Regions from separate parts of the Homo sapiens genome. Here region 1 is linked to region 2. Evidence: chromatin loops called from intact Hi-C (ENCODE). Cell type or tissue: CD4-positive, alpha-beta T cell. All regions are shown on one strand. Links, peaks and the distances in the headings refer to the core of each region. The heading gives the core; the rest is flanking DNA. Region 1 has its middle 62 kb from the start of XCR1. Region 2 has its middle 5.5 kb from the start of CCR1.

Region 1 (2,833 bases), core at 1-2,500, 120 kb after region 2:
ATTCAATCATGACTCAATACAGGCCTTCAAATATGGGAGATTACTCTGGTCCTTTATGAGAGACTGTATTTTCCAAAAATGACCACAGCGACTTCTCCCATCCCACATGCCCATCTTCAATGGAACCTTGCCACTCTCCCATTAGGAAGGCTTCTGAGCTGCCAAACTTCACAGCTGACTCTCCCCGTGTTCCTCACGGAGCTTCTTCTGATGTCTCCAGGCTCCAGCCCCAGAAGCCCCTTCACCAGCTGTTTTTAGCAGATGCTGCCTTGACTCTTCACAGATGCATCCTCTGGGTGCTGATTTTCCTTGCTGTGGGTGTGCAAACCAAACCTCTCAATGGTTCTGTAAGATGGGCAGGGCAGATATTAATAACTCCATTGTGCTAGCCAGCCTCAGACGGCCCACAGTCGTTTGCACCATCCTTGAATAGCATTGACTTTTGTGACTAATAGGGTAGTGTAGAAATGACAGAACTTGACTTCAAAGGTTAGTCATAAAAGACAGTGTGAATTCTGTCTTGCTGTCTTAGATCGCTCACTCTGGAGGAAGCCAGGTACCTTGTCAAAGGAACTCCATACCTGAAAGACCCTAAGCTGAAACCACCCTGTGTAGTCACTCCCAAATTCCTGACCCACAGAAACTGTATAAGAAATGTTTATTGTTTAAGCCACGAAGTCTTGATTTGTTTATATAGCAAAGTATAACTAACATTAATATACCTATTACATAAATTAGAAATGAAGTCTCAGAGACATATAGCAACTAGCTCAAAGCCACACAGCTAGAGCTGCGGAAGAAGTGGGAAGAGAGCCTTCACCTTGTGACTGCTGATCCACACAACATGGGTTTCCTCATAGCCCCATGAGTCTGCACTTCTCTGATTTGGCTTCAGAAGGAGAGATGAGACTGCAGGCATGGGGCAGTGGTTGCCCAAGCAACCCTGGCACACTCAGGCCTGGGCCAACACAGCCCCTCTCACAGGAAACAGAGTCAGGGACGGGGGTAGATACTCTTGGCTCCCACTTGCTTGGGTTCTCTACCACCCAGAGAAACAATTCATGGAGACCTCTTAGGCCCATACATGCACATGCATCTTGGGCCTCCACTCGTGCTATACATGGAACTACCACTGGCCCACAGTGCTGCAACTCTTCCGGGCTGTGGTGGAAGCCTGTGATGCAGGGGCTTCTGCTCAGGGTCCCTGACTGACTGCAAGTCAGGGTCAGCCCTTGCTTTCCAGCACCCCACACTGCTGATTCATGGGGCTACTTTAGAGAAGTTGCCCCACCAAAGGGAGCTTTCAGTTCCCATGTGAGTCACTGGCCATGTGGATACCAGTCACCCATGCACAAGAGAGGCCTGGGCTATGTGAGTGCTCAGCAGTGAGCTGAGTGTTGTGGTCATGGGGTCAGCGAGTGACAAAGCCAAGCTGTCTCTGTTTTCTCATCCTTCCAACTAGATTGGACTTATTCCAGCAAGAGTTACTATGGTCCTGGGAGCAGGACTGGGATTGGGCAAGTCAAAAGGGTAGTTTAAGACAAGAGGGCAAGAAGGGCGGAGCAGTCACTGCTTGTCTCCAGGGTCTCCAGCCAAGACAGACTTGAGATGGTGAAGCTTTCTGATGAAGGACCTCAAAGGCCCAGCAGAGTGGCTTGTGCCTACATCCTCACATGGTATCCAAGCACCTCCAGGATAGGAGAGAAAAAAACAAACAGGGCATAGAACATCTGGGTTTTCATGTAAATTCAACATTCTACCACTTCGATAGCCATGAACAAGTTGTTGGCCAATTCCAGCCTCAGTTTCCTCATGAGTCAAATCAACCTAATGGTTTTCAGCCTGGGTTCCTTGGAGCCTTAGGGTTCTTCAGAGTTACCTTGGAGTTTGCCATGAGGAGGCATCCCCTACACCAGTGCTGTCCAATAGAAATATAAAGTGAGTCACATATGCAATTTTCAATTTCTGTTAGGCCTGGCGCGGTGGCTCACGCCTGTAATCCCAACACTTTGGGAGGCCGAGGGGGAGCGGATCACGAGGTCAGGAGTTCAAGACCAGCCTGACCAATATGGTAAAACCCCGTCTCTACTAAAGATACAAAAATTAGTTGGGCGTGGTGGCACACACCTGTAATCCCAGCCACTCAGGAGGCTGAAGCAGGAGAATCACTTGAACCCGGGAGACGGAGGCAGAGGTTGCAGTGAACCAAGATCGTGCCATTGCACTCCAGCCTGGGTGACAGAGTGAGCCTCCATCTCAAAAAAAAAAAATTGGTAGCTACATTTTTTTAAATCTAAAAATAAATAGGTAATTAGCCAGGTGTGATGGTGGGCATCTGGAGTCCAAGCTACTCAGGAGGCTGAGGTGGGAGGATTGCTAAAGCTCATGAGTTTGAGGCTGCAGTGAGCCAGATCATGCCACTGCACTCTAGCCTGGGTGACAGAGTAAGACCGAGTTGGTAATAAGTAAATAAATAAATGTGAAATTAATTTTAATATTATCTTTTATTTATTGAATAGATCTAAAATATCATTTCAACATGTAATCAACTGATTGCATGTATTAATAAGATGTTTTACATTCTCTTTATTGTACTAAGTCTTCAATATCTGGCGTATGGTTTGTATGTAAGCACACCTCAATTCAGACCAACCACATTTCCACAGCGCAGTGGCTGCTAGGCTGTGAAGCAGGAGGAGGAATTGTCTTTAAGAAGAGAAGACCTCTCTCTAGTGGACAAAACAGAAAAATACGAGAGACCAATGTATTAAATGAGCAGAACACTGGAAAGCACAGGCATATTTGGGGGAGCAAAGGGGTCAGTTCAGCTAGA
Region 2 (2,896 bases), core at 397-2,896:
ACATGCTTAATAGCTGTGTGATGGATGAGGTGTAAGGGAACAAATACCAGCATGAGCACTCAGACTGGATGTAATAAGTGACAGGAACACACATGTGACTGTCTGGAGCTTAGGTTTGGAGTACAAGGATCATTATCAGCTCTTCATTCCTGCCTGACCCCCTGCCAGCCTCAAACCACAATGAGCCACTGCCCCATTCTTGCGAGCACTTAGATTACAGACCTACCAGGTTCTAGTTGGCAGCTCTTGGCACCAGCCTCTTCAGGTACAATGGCCATGCTCTCAGGCTCTCTGCCAGCAGGAACCACCCCAGAAACTTGTGTGTTTGGGGACAGGAAGGGACATTGGGAGGGGATAATGTGCTCTTGGTTCATTCACAGGCTCTCAAATCCTGCCCCCCAGTGTCTGCTTTCTGCTAAGCACTTCACTGTGCCAGAAGACCTGAGGGAAGGGGCTTCCCTACATCATCCACACTGCCCTGCAGCATCCATTACCCTCTGCTTGCCCAGGGAGGAAAGGTGGAGGCACTATCTACTGGTCTCCCCAGAGGATCTGGCTCACAAGTGGCTGTTTTATCACAGAACATCAGGGCTCCTTATTTCTATAAATTGGCAAAAAGAAAAGGCAGCCCTTTTCTCTGTTAGATGTCCTCATACCTCAGTGTGACCCCAGCAGCCACATCCCTGAGCAGAGGTGGTCTGAACATGTCAGAGCAGAAAGATGGGAGGAACCTGAGTCCCAGATGAAGCTGCTAAATTAAATAACTCGGATAGGAATAATGCAATAGAGCAGGAAAAACTGACAAGATGAGAGAAAATCAATAGAGCAATGTCCTTGAGTGAGTGAGAGAGGTTGGGATCCTGCACAAGCGGAAGGGATGGGTTTAGACAGGAACATGGAGAATCCAGCCATGTAACAGGTGGGAGGCAGAGAACTGTCCAGGAAAAAAGTGACCGGTAGCAGGGGAGGTGAGAGGTGGGGGCTTGTAGAAAGTTTCTTCTGATGGCTTTCATTTTCTCAGCGAAATAGGAAACAAGATCATCAGCTAAGAATGAGGATAACAGGTGGTGTTGGAGGTTTAAGGAAAAGGCAAAAGGTGTGAAATAATGTCTAAAAGAGGGGAATGCAGTTGATGGGCATTAAGGATGCTTTGGATACAGCTATCATCATTTAGAGCCACCCTAGTCACTGTGGTTGTGTGATTTTCTCTGGCCATATTTAACTTCACAGATGCAAGTGGGGGAGCTGGATCTAACTAGGACCAAAATTTTGCCAAGTGGGCATGACAGGATCAGAAAAGAGCAAAGGAATTGAGGGTGTGTTTAAGGGAGAGACTGTAATGATGGCTCATGGATTTTTAAGATGATGGGAAGTGAGGGCATGAGGAGGCTGAAGGTCAGTGGAAAATTAAAATATCAGTGGACTGGAGGTCCCACTGGGGTTAAAGAACTGTTGGAGTTGAGGTGCTAGAGGCAGTGAGTAGTAAATGTAGGAGGTGGTGGTCAGAGGCTGGATGCTGGCAGCAGGAAGTATGAAGAGCTACAGATATTAGTGATAGTAAGATTCAGGAGCTATGATCATGGGCATATGTGACCAAGGTATGGGGAAGACAAGACCATTAGAGGGATGAAGTTCAAGAAACTACTTGGCTATGGAACTAGAGGAAATTTGTGCATTGTGGTAGAAGATAATTTACGGACTCAAACTCCTCCAAGCCGAGTACACACAGCCTTTTACAATGTGACTTTGTAGCTCTTCCAAAAAAGGTAGTTTCTATTTCCTGACTCCTTGAATGTGGCTTGGCTTTGTGACTTACTTGCAAAAGCAGCATCATGTGACTTCTGAGGTTATGCCTTAAAATGCTTTACAGCTTCTATTTTGTACTCTCGTAACTGGCCTGAGACAGAGATGAGATGTCATGTCTATCTAGCTGATTGGAAGATGAGCAGCCACATAAAGGTGAATTGACAGTTGACAGCTGGCCCCAACCCTAGATGTGGGAGTGAGAGCACCTTGGACGATTCATCTAACTCACAGAATCACGAGAAAAAATGTCACTGTGATTTCAAGCCCCTGAGTTCTGAGGTTGTATTTTAGGCTGTAAAGACGAATAGAAACATGTGAATAGTGAAATCATTAAGAATTATTACAAGAGACTGTTAAAGAGTAATTTCAAACCAGAGCTAATATCTAGATTTGTGAGAAAACAATGATTTCTTTTCTTTTTCTTTTTTGAGCTATTTTGAGTCCATTGCTTTGTTATTTGCTGTCAAAAGTACCCAATGTATACAATGAGGTTTCAACACAGGTCTCCCCCTACCCCCCTAAGAAGTTTAAAAACCTCAGAGGTGCTACGTCAGTCTTTCATTGATGACTTCCTGTCATGGAGGATGGGAAGGCTTCAGGGAGGAGGCAGCCTCTTGGATGATCCATGGTGAGGGATCTCACACTGATGTGCCCAATGCCCTCTTTCACTTTGGGACACGATGAAGCACAGTGGGATAGATGAGCAGGACAGAGAGTAGGGAGAGAGGGGGCAAAGAAGTCTTGGCCCCTTTCTCCTTGGTTTGTCAAGTTGGAGTTTGTAGAATGGGAGGTGAGAGAGCACCTTGGAGAGGCCAGAGGCCAGGCAGGCAAAAAGAGGCAGAGATGCAGGAGGAAAAATGACCACCTGGATAGAAGAAGTATGCAGTGAGGAGGGGAGGTGGAAAGAGAGGCTGGGGAAAGAAATTAGACAAGACAAGAGGAGTGTGGTAGGGGGGCCAAGAGGGGGGAAATGAGGTGATGTCGAGGGACCTGGGGTGCTACTGCCTAAGACCCTCTTACATCTCCCAAAACCACTTTTGCCCATCTGTGAGACAGTAACCAATCTGACTTTGGTGTTCTGGAAATAGCC

Evidence for each region. A loop is a pair of places that touch in the nucleus more often than their neighbours do. Peaks named below come from ENCODE experiments on the same cell type or tissue, not always from the same donor. Only the 100,000 strongest peaks of a DNase experiment are listed, where the experiment ranks them.
Region 1: it touches region 2 in a loop (2.5-fold over the local background); 28 of 110 quality-filtered maps call a loop at or near these places.

The regions. Positions count from the first base shown.
Region 1 is chr3:46,087,950-46,090,782 of GRCh38, reverse strand. No RefSeq gene overlaps it. Among named protein-coding and RNA genes, the nearest start is that of XCR1, 62 kb to the right of the region's middle. RefSeq lists an enhancer at 1,235-1,284. In CD4-positive, alpha-beta T cell, for the core only: no CTCF peak of the experiment used is centred there; DNase peaks (open chromatin) are centred at 422, 882 and 1,332; H3K27ac peaks cover 1,027 bases.
Region 2 is chr3:46,212,344-46,215,239 of GRCh38, reverse strand. It overlaps a transcript of CCR3 not described here. Among named protein-coding and RNA genes, the nearest start is that of CCR1, 5.5 kb to the right of the region's middle. In CD4-positive, alpha-beta T cell, for the core only: no CTCF peak of the experiment used is centred there; a DNase peak (open chromatin) is centred at 1,839; H3K4me3 peaks cover 479 bases; H3K27ac peaks cover 944 bases.